Regions from separate parts of the Homo sapiens genome. Here region 1 is linked to region 2. The links are chromatin loops, found by intact Hi-C in ENCODE. Cell type or tissue: endothelial cell of umbilical vein. All regions are shown on one strand. Each heading gives the region's core, and the rest is flanking DNA. Links, peaks and the distances in the headings are about the cores only. Region 1 overlaps LOC105369923 (a long non-coding RNA gene). Region 2 overlaps LINC02452 (long intergenic non-protein coding RNA 2452).

What was found. A loop is a pair of places that touch in the nucleus more often than their neighbours do. Peaks named below come from ENCODE experiments on the same cell type or tissue, not always from the same donor. Only the 100,000 strongest peaks of a DNase experiment are listed, where the experiment ranks them.
Region 1: a loop joins it to region 2, with 3 times the contacts of the local background. A loop is called at or near these places in 5 of 110 quality-filtered maps.

What each region holds. Positions count from the first base shown.
Region 1 is chr12:96,099,685-96,108,035 of GRCh38, reverse strand. It overlaps LOC105369923 (a long non-coding RNA gene), which reads right to left. Exons shown (of 3, transcript XR_945238.2): 3 at 1-55. It also overlaps the pseudogene RN7SL88P. Among named protein-coding and RNA genes, the nearest start is that of TRD-GTC2-8, 68 kb to the right of the region's middle. In endothelial cell of umbilical vein, for the core only: no CTCF peak of the experiment used is centred there; a DNase peak (open chromatin) is centred at 4,775; H3K27ac peaks cover 869 bases.
Region 2 is chr12:96,159,898-96,168,248 of GRCh38, reverse strand. It overlaps LINC02452 (long intergenic non-protein coding RNA 2452), which reads left to right. Exons shown (of 3, transcript XR_945239.3): 2 at 2,818-2,942; 3 at 5,001-6,411. Among named protein-coding and RNA genes, the nearest start is that of LINC02452, 8.4 kb to the left of the region's middle. RefSeq lists a silencer at 1,664-1,958. In endothelial cell of umbilical vein, for the core only: no CTCF peak of the experiment used is centred there; DNase peaks (open chromatin) are centred at 2,608, 2,998 and 4,088; H3K27ac peaks cover 1,798 bases.

The DNA of each region.
Region 1 (8,351 bases), core at 3,799-6,298, 62 kb after region 2:
CCTGGTCTGCTTGGGGTGTCTGTGACTGAAGCCTGTCTTGTCCAATTCTCTCATTCTGGAAAAACGGCAGTAAGAAACATTCACTGGAAGATTGTGGAGGTTTAAGTAATGGGAAACGAGTGTCTCTGGTGAAACTATACTTCTATGGTCCCAGTTCCTGGCCTTCATCTTCCCTGCTAGCCCAACTAGGCTGTCCCCTCCCCTGCCTTCCCCAGACCCCATCACAGTGGTGTTGGAAAGTGGAATAGCCAGTGGCTGGGGAAGGAGGCTTTGGATTCTGGCAGTCCTGCCTTTAACTCCCGGCACCATCACATGGGTTTGTTACTCAGTTTCCCCATCTGTAAAATGGGGACGATGATCGCTATTCCAGCGATTTGCTTGGAGGGTTGAATGAAACAACAGAGGTGTAAAGAGAACTTTTTATGTATCAGAATTCCTCTTAGGAAGGTAGAGCTGTCTTTGTTGAGAAAATACTTTGCTAAGTTCAAGTAGGAACCGAGATCCTTCTGGCCGGAGGTGGGAGGGAACGCTCCCAACAAGACAAAGGGAGGATTTTGTTTGCAACTCCAGGGAGGAAGTGGGGGGCCAGGAGAGGGCGGAAGCCCAGTGCTCCAGGAATGACCCCTCCCCATGGATACCGCACTCCCATCCCCACCCTCCACCAAAATCTTGAATCAGGTTTACTGAATTCATGGAACACTTGAAGTAATGAGGAAAGCAGAGAGGGGCTGAGTTGTGTCTCTGGGGAGCTCTGAAACAAAACCATAGTAGCATTTCAGAATGAGAGGGGATGGAGGCAAAGGACAGCTAAGGACAAAAGACACAGGACCCCGGGCTGGGCGTGCTGGCTTACGCCTGTAATCCAAACTGTTGGGACACTTTGGTAGGCCGAGGCAGGTGGATCACAAGGCCAGGAGTTCAAGACCAACCTGGCCAACATGGTGAAACACCATCTATACTAAAAATACAATAGCCGGGTGTAGTGGCAGGCACCTGTAATCCCAGCTACTCGGGAGGCTGAGGCAGAGAATTGCTTGAACCCAGGAAGCAGAGGCTGTAATGAGCTGAGATCATGCCATTGCACTCCAGCCTGGGCAACAGAGTGAGACTCTGTCTCAAAAAAAAAAAAAGGAAAAAAAAAAAAAAGACGCAGGCACCCTCCTAAGAAGAGATTGGACTATCAAGGGCAGCAAATCTGAGAGGTAGGGGCACCAGCCACAACCTGCATATGCAAGAAAACAAATTGTAGTTTAGTATCATTAGCCCCTGTTTCGTGCCTTCCTGGGTCTTTCCTTCTTGACCTTCCATCTGGTTAGACATTGCTTCCTTCAGGAAGCCTTCTCTGATTTTCCATACATGGGTAAGAACTGTACATTCTGAGCTCCCTTGTTCATTTTCATCCTGGAGATGTCACCCTGAGTTATAATTGCTCGTTTGGATGCCTGGTCTCTCCTACCAGACTATACACTCCATGGGGTGTACATCTTTTACACCACTGTGTTCCCAAACCTGGCATAGCACCTTGTACATCTGTTTTCAATAAAATACATGTTCAGCAAATGACAGTCTCATAGAAAAAGCCCAGTCTTTGGTGTTCTATAAAACCTGGGTTCAGATCCTGACTCTGTCACTTAAAAGCTGTGTAACTCTGGGCGTATTACTTAACCTCTCTGAGCCTCACTCATCATCTCTGTAAACAGGTGTAAGGTACAAGGTCAGTGTGAGGACTCAATGGGAGGAAATGTGGAAAGTGTGGTGCATGGCCACAGTCAGCACTCAGCAGATGTTGGGTTCTCATCTCTGTCTCCTATATTTAACACATCTATTCCAGCCACATGTCCCCACCAAGCCAGGGCCCTCGGCACCTTATAAAACCTCCTACTTGTTACCTTACTTCACACTGTCTGTCTCAGATGTATTAAGCTCTTCCTTTGTACCAGATACTGCTCTAAACTAGGTGTCAGCAGACTACAGCCTGTGAACCAAATCTAGCCCCACACCTGTTTTTGTATATAATGTCCATGAGCTAAGAAAGGTTTTCACATTTTTAAATGGTTAGGAAAAAACTAGAAATAATATTTCATGCCACATAAGAATTATTTGAAATTCAAATTTTAGTGCCCATAAATAAACTTTTTTTTTTTTTCGAGACAGCTTCTCACTCTGTTGCCTAGGCTGGCGTGTAGTGGTGTGATCATGGCTCACTGCAGCCTTGACATCCGGGGCTTAAGCCATGCTCCCACCTCAGCCTCCCGAGTAGCTGGTACTACCCGTGCGCCACCACGCCAGGCTTATTTTAAACTTTTTTTGCAGAGATGGGGTTTAGCTATATTGCCTAGGCTGGTCTTGAACTCCTGGGCTGAAGTGGTCCTCCTGCCTCTACCTCCTGAAGTGCTGAGATTATAGGCCTGAGCCACTGCACTCAGCCATAAATAAACTTTTATTGATATATAGCCATACAAATTATTTTTCATCTTGTCCATGGCTGCTTGTCTCTTTGGGCTGCTACAACAAAATAGCGCCTTATAAACAACAGACATTTATGTCACACAGTTCTAGGAGTGGGGAAGCCCAAGATCAAGGCCCCAGCAGATTCAGTGTTGGGTGAGGGCTTTCTAGTTTGTAGAAAATTCATTTCTAATTCATTTCTAGATGATACCTTCTCCCTGTGTCCTCACATAATGGGAGAGGCTAGCTAGCTCTCTGGGGCCTCTTTTACAAGGGCATTAGTCGCAGTCTTGAAGGCTTTACCCTCATAGCCTAATCCCCTCCCCAAAGCCCCATCTCCTGATACTATCACCCTGGGGGTTAGGATTTCAACATGCGAATTTGGGGGGACACAAAACATTCAGACCATATCCTCTGCTTTTTTTTTTTTTTTTTTTTTTTGAGGCAGAGTCTTGCTGTGTCACCCAGGCCGGAGGGCAGTGGTGCGATCTCGGCTCACTGCAACCTCGCCTCCCGGGTTCAAGCGATTCTCCTGCCTCAGCCTCCCAAGTAGCTGGGATTACAGGTGTGCATCACCACGCCCGGCTGATTTTTATATTTTTAGTAGAGATAGGGTTTTGCCATGTTGGCCAGGCTGGTCTTGAACTCCTGACCTCAGGTGATCCGCCCGCCTCAGCCTCCCACAGTGCTAGGATTACAGGCGTGAGCCACTGCACCAGGCCTATAGCTTCTACTTTTGGACTACAATGGCGGAGTTGAGCAGTTGTTGCAGAGACCATATGGCCCACAAAGCCAAAAATACTTACCATCTGGCCCTTTTTAGAAAACGTTTTCCAACCCCTGTTCTAAGCAGTGCCCACACTGATGACTCTCAAGCCGTCATAAGCCATGTGAAGTCAGCCCCAGTACTTCTCATTCTACAGTGGAGGAGCCCGAGGTGGAAAGAGGTTAAGTCCCATGGCCACAGTCACACAGTGGTAGATGGTAGAGTTGGGACCAAGCTCCTATTGCCTCTGAAAGAGGAGGTCACTGCTCAGGAGGCTGGGGACAACCCTAGACAGCCTCCATGCTGTGCTGGGGAGCCTGGCCTGGAAGGTTCTTGATCAGGGGAATGACATAATAAAGTGAAACCCTAAGGTGACCACTATGGTCACTGACTTGCAGGAGAGAGTGGGTGGGAGAAGTGGGATAGAGGAAGGACTAAGAACTGGAATTTTGGAACTAAACTTCCTGGTTTGGGTTGCAGCCAGCCACTGATCTCTGCCACCTTGGACAAATTAATTAGTGTCTCTCTGCCTAATTTCCTTCACTCTACAAAGAAGATAATAATAGAATCTGGATTCTACCTTATGGGGTTGTTGGAAAGATTAGAAGAGAAAGTTCTGTCTTATTTATCTGCCTTTGAGCACAGAGAGGCCCTCAATCAGTGTTAGCTATGGTTATGCCTGTTATTCATCCCAAAGGGAATATATATATATATGTGTGTGTGTGTGTGTGTGTGTATATATATGTGTGTATATATATGTGTATACATATATGTGTGTATATATGTGTGTGTGTGTGTGTGTATATATATATGTGTGTATGTGTGTGTGTGTGTATATATATATATATATATATTTAGATGGAGTCTTGCCCTGTTGCCTAGACTGGAGGCTGATGTGCAATGGCAGATGTGATCTCGGCTAACTGCAACCTCCACCTCCTGGGTTCAAGCAATTCTCCTGCCTCAGCCTCCTGAGTAGTTGGGACTATCGGCGTGCACCACCACGCCTGGCTAATTTTTTTTTTTTTTTTTTTTGTATTTTTAATAGAGACGAGGTTTCACCATGTTGGCCAGGCTGGTCTCGAACTCCTCACCTCAGGCGATCTGTCCACCTTGGCCTCCCAAAGTACTGGGATTACAGGCGTAAGCTACCATGCCTGGCCTCATCCCAATAGGAATCTACTGCTCCCTCCGTTCCAGGTGCCATTCCAAGCAATCAGGATGCAAAAAGGAAGAAAGAAAAATGAACCAAGTCTGATACCTGCCCATAAAGAGCACACAGACCACTATGAGGGACAGAGGAGTACATGAGTACCTGGGGAGTGGTGTGACAAGTGCCAGAGTGGGCTATGGCGGAGATCAGAGAGAGGAAACACCTTGTTCTACTTCTCCCTTCTGTGGCTCAGGTTCTACTCCTTCCTGAGCGCACCAGGCATCCTGTTGGGTTTGCCCTAGGCCTCTTCTCCCCAGGCCCTGGAGCCAGCCTGAATGGGGAATAACATGGGCACAGGCAGTTTTCCAGCGCCCTGGCTCGAGGCTGTGTCTGGAAGACTGTACAGTACATATCAGCCGGAAGTAGAGGGCCCCTGGGAGAACACGGGCAGGGGAATAGCTTGGTCACTTCCACTTACCAAACAGCAAAACAACAAATTCACAGCAAGGGATGTTGATGCCAAAAACCCGTCAGGTTCCAGCCTGGAATCTTGTATTTGTCAGATGAGTGTGCCCTTGAGGTGCAGCAAGAATCCACAGCAATTAAGAATGTGATCATAAAATGTGCCAGCAGCTCCTGCCTGCCTTGGTTTTTATTTTATTTTTTTATTTTTTGAGACGGAGTTGTGCTCTATTGCCGAGGCTGGAGTGCAGTGGCGCCATCTCGGCTCACGGCAATCTCCGCCTCTTGGGTTCAAGCGATTCTCCTGCCTCAGCCTCTCCAGTAGCTGGGACTACAGGCACCTGCCACCATGCTTGGCTAATTCTTTTTATATTTTTGGTAGGGGCAGGGTTTCGCCATGTTGGCCAGGCTGGTCTCAAACTCCTGACCTCAGGTGATCCGCCCACCTTGGCCTCCCAAAGTGCTGGGATTACAGACATGAGCCACCACACCCAGCTGGTTTTTTTTTTTTTAAACTACCATTAATTAGTGTTTGGTTTGCCATTTACAAGTGTGTATTTATGTGTATGCATATGTAGCTATGCCTGGAAGAAAGACTGGAAAGATACACGGGTGACATTCGACTGGGGTGGCAGTGAGGCAATTGGGGAGTAGAAGAGAAAAGTGGAGGCTGTTTATTAGCATCCACTAAATGTTTCACCCCAAATCCTCATGCCTGTCCTTCCTCCTTGAGTAAAGTACTTCAAGTATATACATATTTCAAAAGCTCCCCCAAGTAATTCTGAAATATGTTCTTCCCTTTCACTCCACATCTCATGTCTAATTTATCCACATATATCAAATGTTAACAGTAGTTATATCTGAGTATTGGGATTATAATGATTTTAAAACTTTTCTTTTTCTTGTTCTTCTTTTTTTTTTTTTTTTGCTTTGCTGGTGTTTAAAAATTCTACCATGGCTAGACGTGGTGGCACTTGCCTGTAGTCCCAGCTACTCAGGAGGCTGAGCAGGGAGGATTGCTTGAGGCCAGAAATTCTGGGCTAAAGTGTGCTATGCCAATCAGTTATCCGCACTAAGTTCAGCATAAATATGGTAATCTCCTGGGAGCAGGGGACCACCAGGTTGCCTAAGGAGGGGTGAATCAGCCCAGATCAGAAACAGAGCATGTCAAAACTCCCATGCTGATCACTAGTGGGATAGTGTCGGTGAATAGCCACTGCACTCCAGCCTGGGCAACATAGCAAGACCCTGTCTCTAAAAAAATAAAAATAAATTCTACCATGAACATGTAAACTAGTATAATAGTTAAGTGTGTTTGTTCTAGAACCAAACTACCTGAGTTTAAACTTAATAGTGGTAGGTCACTGTAACTCAGTGATGTCATCTGTAAAAGGAGAAAAATAATAACAGCTATCTAATTGGGCTGTTGTGAGAAGTAAATGACAATACAGATACAGCTCTTAAAGTAATGCCTGGTACATGTGATGCTTAATATGAGTTACTCCTTACTATTAAAACATAAGGAAAGTTAGCAATACATTTTAAAATTTAAGAACATTTTGAGCTGGATGTGGTGGCACGTGCCTGTAATCCCAGTACTTTGGGAGGCTGAGGCAGGTAGATCACTTGAGGTCAGGAGTTCGAAAAATACTGCCTGTACTAAAAATACAAAAGTTAGTCAGGCATGGTGTTGCATGCCTGTAATCCTAGCTACTCGGGAGGCTAGGCCAGGAGAATTATTTGAACCTGGGGGACTGCAGTGAGCTGAGAACCTTGAATCGCTTGAACCTGGGGGGCTGCAGTAAGCCAAGATCATGCCACTGCATTCTAGCCTGAGCGACAGAGCCAGACTCTGTCTCAAAAAACAAACAGAAAAGAACATTTGGAAATATATATATATATATTTATATATATATATATTTATATATATATATATTTATATATATATATATTTATATATATATATTTATATATATATATATTTATATATATATATATTTTTATATATATATATATTTATATATATATATATTTTTATATATATATATATTTATATATATATATATTTTTATATATATATATATATATATATATATATATATATATATATATGAAGAAGAAAAGGAGGCCGGGTGCGGTGGCTCATGCCTGTAATCCCAACACTTGGAGAGGCTAAGACGGGCAGATGACTAGGTCAGGAGTTCGAGACCAGCCTGCCAACATGGTGAAACTCTGTCTCTACTAAAAATACAAAAATAAGCCAGGCATGGTGGTGCGTGTCTGTAATCCCAGCTACTCAGGAGGCTGAGGCAGGAGAATCACTTGAACCTGGGAGGCAGAGGTTGCAGTGAGCCAAGATCGTGCCATTGCACTCCAGCCTGGGCAACAGAGCAAGACTCCGTCTCAAAAAAAAAAAAAGAAAAAAGAAGAAGAAGAAGAAAAAAGAACCGACGATCTTGGCATGCCTTTGGATCTTATCTGAGCTGGATGGCAAGCCCAAGCCCTACTCTTCCCCATCTGTGAAGTGGGAAAACAATAGGCTCTACCCGATTCTGTTGTGGGGATCAGATAGGAAGGGAAGAGATGGGAAAGGGCTATGAAAACATAAAGCAAAATTTTATAGTGAGGAGTGTTTATTGTAATTAGGAAGAGGATTATGCAGCATTGAAAAAAGAAAAAAAAAAAAGGCCAGGCGTGGTGACTCACGCCTGTAATCCCAGCGCTTTGGGAGGCCGAGACAGGCAGATCACTTGAGGTCAGTAGTTCGAGACCAGCCTGGCCAACATGGAGAAACCCTGTAAAATTACAAAAATTAGCCAGGCGTGGTGGCACATGCTTATAACCCCAGCTACTTGGGAGGCTGAGGCAGGAGAATCACTTGAACCCGGGAGACAGAGGTTGCAATGAGCCGAGATCACGCTACTGCACTCCAGCCTGGGCAACTGCGCGAGACTCCATCTCAAAAACACAAACATAAAAACACACACCAGCAGCCAGCTGCAAAGGCTGGTGGCAACAGGAAGGGGACGCTGGGCTTCCTCTTCCTGCTCTCTGGTTCCAGCCCAGAAACTACACCCTGGCTGGAGGAAAAAGATTGAACCTTACTGAAAGGCACAACAGCCATTCCTTTTTCTGTCAGACATTAAGTGGTATCTGCTTTGTATATGCACTTCTCTTCCTTTCTTTCCATTCATTTTTGCCTTTGGTGCTTTTTTTTTTTTTTTTTTTTGTAACATTATTTCTTAGCAAGTTACAGGCAACCCAAAAGCTAATACTCAGTAAACATTTATTACGTGCCCATTATAGACCTGAATGTTTGTGTCTCCCAGCCCCAAATTCGTATGTTCAAATCCTAACCCCCAATGTAATGGCATTAGGAGCTGGGACCCTTGGGAGGTGATTAGGTCCTGAGAATAGAGCCTTCATGAATGGGATTAATGCCCTTTTAAAAGGGATCCCAGAGAGCTCTGTCGGCTCTCTGCTGTGTGAGGATACAACGAGAATACAGCCATCTACAAAACA
Region 2 (8,351 bases), core at 2,058-4,557:
GTTTCCAGTAAATGAGTTTTAAAGACAATAATGTTGGTTTATAGTAATATTTTATACAATATTGGACTTTTACAGGAAACTATTTGTAATCATAGTGAATTTCATTTAATAACCTAATAACTTGATTGTTTGGTACTCATGTAGAAATTGTAGGTCTTACATGATTTGGGGCTGTTGGAATCCAAGATTTTCTTCCCAATTGTTATAAGCTTTCTCCAATAGTTACTTTAAATTTGCCCATTATTGCTTTCTCTTCTCACTGTTTTCCTTTAACCTGATACTTGCTGACAATTCACCAGAGAGGTGAGCCCCTTGCATACTTCTAGACTTCCTGTACATGTTTTATCAGAGCAATAATGATGACTGTTCACCCTCATTACGGGTAAAATAAGTTAAGACAGGCTCAGGCCTAGGTTAATATGCTTCTAACTTTGACTCTAAATGAAACCTGTGTTTAGGAAGAGGGTAGCTGAGGAATCACATGTCCATAGGGGCCAGGCAGGTAACCTAAATGTATGAAGAGAGCTGGCTGTAAGAAAAGCAACAGGTGAGAAGCCCTACCATCAAAGTGGAAGCTTGGAACTGAGTCATCTGCTGGGCTATTTTAGAGACCCCCTGCTCAGAGGCCTGCTGGTCTTGGAGTGTGGCAGGCCTGATTCCACAGGTGGAGGCCACAGCCCTACTGGGTCCTGTGAGAAACAGAGCTTGGAGAGCCAGGGGAGTCCCTCTCCTGGTTCATCATCCTTAGCAGGACTCCCTGGCTCGCTCAAGCTCCATCTGATGCTCAGCCTTGGATTAGAAGGGCCCTTGCTGCCTCCTTTTCATGGGAGTTGAGAACCTCCTGAAGCCCATGCAGGACTTTGGGCTCAGGTCAGCTTGGGACTCAGGCTTATTTTTCTGGAAATGTAGCAGACTCTAAAATGCTGGCTTCCAGAGATCAAGGACTTGTATATTACTGTATTCAGGACTGAGCCAGCTGGCAAGCTGTAGTGGTTACTAAAATATCAAAATGCACCAAGTGACTCAAGGGTTAACACCTGACACAGGAGCAAAGGGCCTCCAGCACAGGCCCAGCAATATCTCCAAAGTCCTCCTGAAACCCTGAAAAACAAAACTGGTGAGTTAGGGTGAAAGCCTTCCTGTTACATGTGTTGAAAATCACCCCTGATTGTTCTTCAAATGTAACTCAGTGCCTGGCACCTTCTATAAATGAATGAACACATGAATGAATGAATGCATTAATGAATGAATGAATGAATGAATGTAGGGCTGGAGGGCAACAGCTGTTCAATACGTGTGTGTTGCATGAATGAGTCTTCATCTGCTGTTTTCTGAAAATGCAGGCATTCCTTACACACAGCAGAGCTCTCTGAATCCATCTTAAATAGCATTTTACACTGGTTTGAGAACTCAAGGTCACCCTCTTACTTGTACCTGGGCTTTTATATAATACGCTTTAATCACCTGCCTGGCAGCTGTCAGGAAAGCTTTCTGTTGTAACATATCCAGGGAAAAAGTCATATTTTGCTTTACATACTTAAGTGAAAAATTGGTCCCTGGCTGAACATAATGGAAGTCATTCGTTCTGGAAAAAGCAATTCAGAAAAAGATATCCCCTAAAAATCTAGCACAGTCCACTCAGAACTCCATCCTCTGATGGGCTGGGGAAGATCCTTAGACTTATGAGCTATTTTGAGGGGGGTAGGGGGTACTTTAATTTCCCATAAGGGCAAGTGTCTAGGAAATCTGTCTACTAACTGTAACTGTTTGCTCCTGAAATGTGTGATTGGCCCCATCTGAGAGGTGACGGATGCTCCTTTTAGTGCCTGGCAGTCCCCATTACAGCGAGTGTGGAAGTGACTTCTGTGATCCCTAGCCAATGTGAAGCCTTTCAGTCAGGAAGAAGAGTGGAGAGAAACTTCTTACATTTCAAAGTTTGCCCTTGAGAAGGCCTTTTCCCTCACGCCCCTCTTCCCAAAACCAGGGAATCTGATAACATTTTTCTATAATTTTTTTTTTGTCACCTATCTATGTAACCAGAGGCAGAAAGGAACGACTTGGTTTAAAACACAAGGCCGAGGCATAAGGTGGCGTGAGTCCCCAAAGCTGCTCCCTGGTTTCATCTAGGCCCTCTTCTTTCAGATTTAGTGATGGAATTCTCCCTGTTAGAGCCGTGGTTTTCATAACCCTAAAACCAGAGCTGTGCGGCCTCAGGGTGGGCAGCCGAGATTCCTGTGGCAGCTTCTTCTGAGCCCTGGGGGGTGGGAGGACAGACGGCAAGCGGGGTGGAAAGGGACAACTCCAGCCCTCACTAGTTACTTGGGGGTGGAGTGAGGATACATTTCTTGTGTCCCTTATGGTTGAGTTTCTCAAAGCTCATCTCTGGCTGAAACCAGGGAGCCGAACCAAACCCCTGCCTCGTGGGAAGCAATGATGTAGCCACTTTCAGCTTTTGTTCAAATGCTCCTGAAAGGGAGCCGCCCTATCACACACGGAACTTCAGGAAAGCTCATGCCCTCCCCAGAAATGACAAATGGAAAAGACAGAACAGTCTCCGGCCAGGCCAGGATACAGTCTCTGGAAAGAGATTGTTTTTGTCTCCATTGCCATAGAAAACACATCCTTTTAACTTAATAAGTAGGGAAACAGCATAATCACACGCGCTGGAGGTTACCAAGGTGAACAGAATCCAAGATTAAAATCTGCCAGTCCAGGGGTGCATGGAAGCATGGGAGGCCCAAAGAGGAAATCTAGTTTGCTGTTGGTAAATTTTTTTGGATGCTGTTTATGTTTGAACTTTTCTCTGTTTTCCTGTAGAAACTTCCGTACCCTCTTCCTGTGTCCCTACAAAAGCCTGGACAATGCAGTCCCAGCCCTGCTGCAGAACATGGGCAGGCCCCACCTTCCTCCTTCCTGCAGGGATATCCTTTCCTATAGAAGAGGTAAGAATGTAAGGTTCATGTGAAAATGTGATTATATTCCTTATCTCAGTCATTTCATGATTTGCTGTTTGGCGACAATAAGTCAGCCTGGCCACATTCACAATAGAGGTGGCCCCGGTTCCTAGTTTTGGCTCGTGCTGTTTTCTCAGCTGAAGAGGGCAACCGGCTGTTAAAAACGCTGCCTGTTTTCCAGGATCTTATCAGGAGTTCATGTCTAAGGCCAGAAAGAGAAGGGAGGGCTCCATTTTTTTTCCTCTCTCCTCATTGTTTCCAACTGAATTGGCAGGAAATAGGAGTCCTCCACCTGTCCCTCTCGGGAGCAAAATTGATTCGATTCCATTTTTCAGATGTATCCGCTACCACCAGAAATTGGGGACATTTCCGCTCACCCCAAAATGAATGCGTTCCTGGATTGACACAAATGACATCTTTCAGAATTGCAAATTAATCACATTTAAATGGGGATGTTTGGGACGGGGGATTGGTGTCAATTGCCCCACAGAATCTCAGGTTTGCTTTCTCTTCTCATTCACCCTTTTGTGAAGTGCCTTTTAGGGCTGTGGGGCTTGACTGACTCCAACAAGTTTGTGTGAATGTGGTGTGTGTGTGTGTGTGTAGTGTGTGTGAATGTGGTGTGTGTGTGTGTGAATGTGGTGTGTGTGTGTTTAGTGTGTGTGAATGCGGTGCATGTGTGTAGTGTGTGTGGATGTGCTGTGTGTGTGTAGTGTGTGTGAATGTGGTGTGTGTGTGTAGTGTGTGTGAATGTGGTGTGTGTGTGTAGTGTGTGTGAATGCGGTGTGTGTAGTGTGTGTGAATGTGGTGTGTGTGTAGTGTGTGTGAATGTGGTGTGTGTGTGTGTAGTGTGTGTGAATGTGGTGTGTGTGTGAATGTGGTGTGTGTGTGTGGTGTGTGTGAATGCGGTGTGTGTGTGTAGTGTGTGTGAATGTGGTGTGTGTGTGTGTGTGTGTAGTGTGTGTGAATGTGGTGTGTGTTTGTGTGTAGTGTGTGTAGTTTGCATGTACCATCAATGGCGTGGACACTCAGAGAACTGAAATCCTTCGCTCAGGGTCTCACATAAATCAAAACAGTTCCCTTTCACAGCTGCCTTAGAGCATATGTTTCAGGCAGGGTAATACAGGATCCAGACAGAAGCTAAGTCCATTTCTCAAGACTCATAGTGGGCTTGTGGTTGACCTAGTATTTTCCACTTAACCCAGTTCAGCCAATTCAGCCAATTTGAACAAAAATCAGGGTCTGTCTAGATGCTTTATTTCATCTAAAAACAACCCCAGATGATTCTATTTTGAGGGGATCAATCATTTTACTACCTAGAGAAAAAGCTTAAACATAGGAATTACATAAACCACAGTATTCCATAAACAGAAGGACCTTCCTACTCAATGTCAACACTTCGTGTTGGAGCTTAGACTCAGAAACTGGGCAGTTGCTAGATGGAGCCCTGAAACAATCCATTTCCAACTACCCTCAAGAGCACAAGAAGCAGAAACAGCATTTTGATTCCACCCTAGTGGGGTCCTGGTTTTCCCAGGTCACATTATCCTCAATCCAGGGTCCTGACTAAGACCAAAGAGGTCATGCTCCTGCCCCATCTTGTTTAGGAACTCCAGCTCCTCACACCCACTGCAACCATGGTGGCTGCCTGTGGTTCTTGTGTTGTGTGAGGATATTTGCAGGCAGGACAAAATGTTCCAGACTCCTTCCTCCCTGTGGGTCCTAGGGGACCCATGAGGTATCTGTGCTCCCAGAGCTCCCTGCTTCTTGACCCCCTGGGCTGTATTTGATGGGAGCCACCCGCCTCTGCCCCACTCATGCTCATCCTTGGGTACCCAACTGATGTTCTAAATATGGATGTCAATAGACGGGCCAAAAGCCACGTAGATAGAAAGAGTGTTTCCACGCAAGTGAGACAACCAACTTAAAATCAGCCTCTCAGAAATGAGATCTGTGGGAGAAAAATATTTTAACCTCCTTGTATTGTATGAACCAATGCTTTCCTTCAACCCCAATGTTTCCTTTCTCTCCTTGGTGCTTGCCCAGGTCCCTGTGCCCTTTGAAGCAGTTGGGCTCTTCTGCACTGACTGCCTCAGAGAAAGGATGTTACAGTGGAAAACAGAACCGGGAAAAGACTTCCTGACTTTGGAGTTTCAAAAGCTTAGTTCATTAGAGAAATGGAAAAGACTCAGAAAGGATTAAACACTGGGCAGAAGTATTGTGAGTGAGAACCAAATTCCTTACTAGTCCTACCACCTGAGCTTCAAGGATTGTGGATATCCAGTGGGGAGGAGAACTGATGGGGACTGGGGCGAGAAGGTCAGATCTGAAGAAACTCCAGGGGCATGAGCAGACCCAGCATCCATGGACAACGCAGTATCCACTCACATGAGCCTGTGCACCACCGGTGCATCGGGGCTGCACTGGTTGTCTTGTCCTTTGGCATCCAGTGAGGACTTCCTAGGAGGGCTGTTGGCATTTTCCTCACTGACCATTTAGCAGGAATAACAACTGTCTTTGCCTCCAAACCTGGCTATGTTGCAGTTAAGAAGACTGATTCCATGCGGTCAACCTAATATGCAATATCTCATGGTGCTTGTAAGCCCCCAAGAAGGAGGATGGGGCCTTTGTGTACGTGGCAAGGTAGTGCCATAGAAGGAAAAGTTTCTGAGTCTACAATTGAAGGCAAATGGAACCAGCTCAAGATTTTCCTCAAAGAATAACAATGGTCAAGCTCTGCTCCCACACCAAACTCTCCTTATTATATGATCCTCTGGCCTTCTACAGAGTGCTACATTGCTCTTCCATGTTGAAAAACTTTGAACTATTTCCCACAGAGCTAGTCCAGTGGTCTATTTGGGTGATTCTACTCTGTGTTGCATTTCTAGTCTCTGACCTAACCTTGACCTTGACCCTGATCTTGGGTACTTGCTTGGTTTTCCTGGTTCTCACACCCCTCATCATAAACCATGCCCTCCCCAGCTCCCAGGCCAGGTGTGTAGCAGGCTTTATCTCCCCTTCTTTACTGGGGTGTCTCAATGTCTCAGCCACCCTACATACCTGGAGGTTCCTAACCTCCATGAAACCCTCAAACCACAACCTCCCTCATTTTGCCTAACATGAAGTGGATCACAGGTAACATGGCATCCTCAGGATCACACCATAAGCACCAGATGGAGAAGGGTTTTGCCTGGGATGAGTCAAGGTATTACATTAATGGGACCAGCTTGGGCCAGCCACTGGCTGGGATCCCCTCTCGTCACATGGAATCCCTTCCTTATTCTCTTTCCTCCCATGACTGGTATGGTTAGACCATCCTGGGGACAAACTCACCCTTCTCTTCACTAGAGGAAGGGTGGTGGGAGAGGAAATAACTTCTTCTGCAGCCTAGAGGTGAGACCCAGAGGACCACAGGAATGGGCCTGGAGGGCAAGTGGCCATAGCTGAGACTTTAAACCAGAGAAGAAAGAGGGCAAGGAAACCAGATCAGTCACCAATGCTAATGTCCTCTGGGCATGTCAACACTAAGAAGATGAAAATGGAAAACATGAAAAGGAAGTATCACTTCTGGCTTATGTTATGTACTTGGCACAGTGTTAATTTCCATCCTTGCACCTTCCCCGTGCCCTTCTCTGCTTCACAGGGGCCTAATTAACATTACACAGTGTCCTATAGGCCTCAGATGAAAGCTATTATAAAAGTGCAGAAACGGTCACCGTCATCACAGACCCTAATTTGATAAGAAATTCCTTTCAGCCTGAAGTGAGTATTAACTATATTCGAAGGTCTAGGAATGTTGTCAGTGTGTGTTTCAAAGGTTACCACTATCTGGGGGGAATGCACCATGAAAGGAGATTTTTCATGGTGAAATTATAAAAGTATTTAGAGTTGAAAAAAAGAAAAGACACAAACATTGAGAGATTATGAGTGACAATGAAATCAGACTAGTTAGCAGAAACAAAGCAGGGCCTCAACCAGGTGACAGCAGGACTGATTTTTACGTCAGGTCTTCAGGTCAAGTCTATTAAAGGAACAGCTGGGCCCATGAGCTTTCATTGCAGTGCTATTTCTCTGCATTGAATACTGGCTAAAATTAATGGGGCATAGGATAGGGCTGGAAAATTTTTATTAAAATGAGAGGCTTTTGTGGTAAATTATGGTAGCTAGGGGTTTAAGGTTGAGGGGAGGGGAAGGTCCTGGAACATTTCTTCTACCAATTGCCCTAGCAATTATATCCATCTTTGGAATCTTAATGCCTGGCTTCTAATCCCAGGTAAACTTGGAACAAGTGATTTAACCTTTTTGTGCCTTAATGTCCTCATTTGTCAAATGAAAATAGTGAAAATGCCAACCGGGCACAGTGGCTCACACCTGTAATCACAGCACTTTGGGAGGCCGAGGCGGGCAGATAACCCGAGGTTGGGAGTTCGAGACCAGCCTGACCAACATGGAGAAACCCCGTCTCTACTAAAAATACAAAATTAGCCAGGCATGGTGGTGCATGCCTGTAATCCCAGCTACTCGGGAGGCTGAGACAGGAGAATTGCTTGAACCCAGGAGGCGGAGGTTGCCGTGAGCCAAGATCTCTCCATTGCACTCCAGCCTGGGCAACAAGAGTGAAACTCTGTCTCAAAAAAAAAAAAAAGAAAGAAAAGAAAGAAAAAGAAGAAAGAAAGAAAGAAGGAAAGAAAGAAAAAGAAAAAGAAGAAAGAAAGAGAAAGAAAGAAAGAAAGAAAGAAAGAAAGAAAGAAAGAAAGAAAGAAAGAAAGAAAGAAAGAAAGAAAAAGAAAAGAAAGAAAGAAAGTAGTGAAAATGCCTACCTTATAGGGTTGGTGTGAGGATAGGTGAGTTCATATACAGAAAACACTGTCACATAGAAGGTACTGCCAGAGAGTTTGCCATCATTATTATTATGGTCACCATTGTTATTGTTTTCTGCCCTGGGAAACCTCTTGAATAGGGAATCTGTTAGAGCCTGAATGCACTTTACATGAGCCCCAAAGAAGGTCTAAGGACCCAGGGAAAATAAAATTGAGAAGAAGTAGAAGGAGAGTAAAGCTCCTATGCAGATTTTCTTGGACAGATTTTCACTGTTTTTGAAAGCTTTTCACACTATTCCACCACATTCTACCTTACCTGTAACCCTTATCAAAATGCCCTGACCCATTGAACCAGGCTGCTTCCAAGCACATTCAAACCCTGCCTTTAGCCCAATATTTTGAAGCAACATTGGCTACAACAACATTTGGCCCTTCTCTCTCTTAGTTATTGTGGGTTTTTCTCAGAATATTTTAGATGATTTTAGATTTAGATTTAGATTTTAGATGTGCCCTTCCTTTTGGCATATGACAGGGTTACACCTCTCGCCCACCTTGGGGGGTTGGTTGGGGTTAAGTG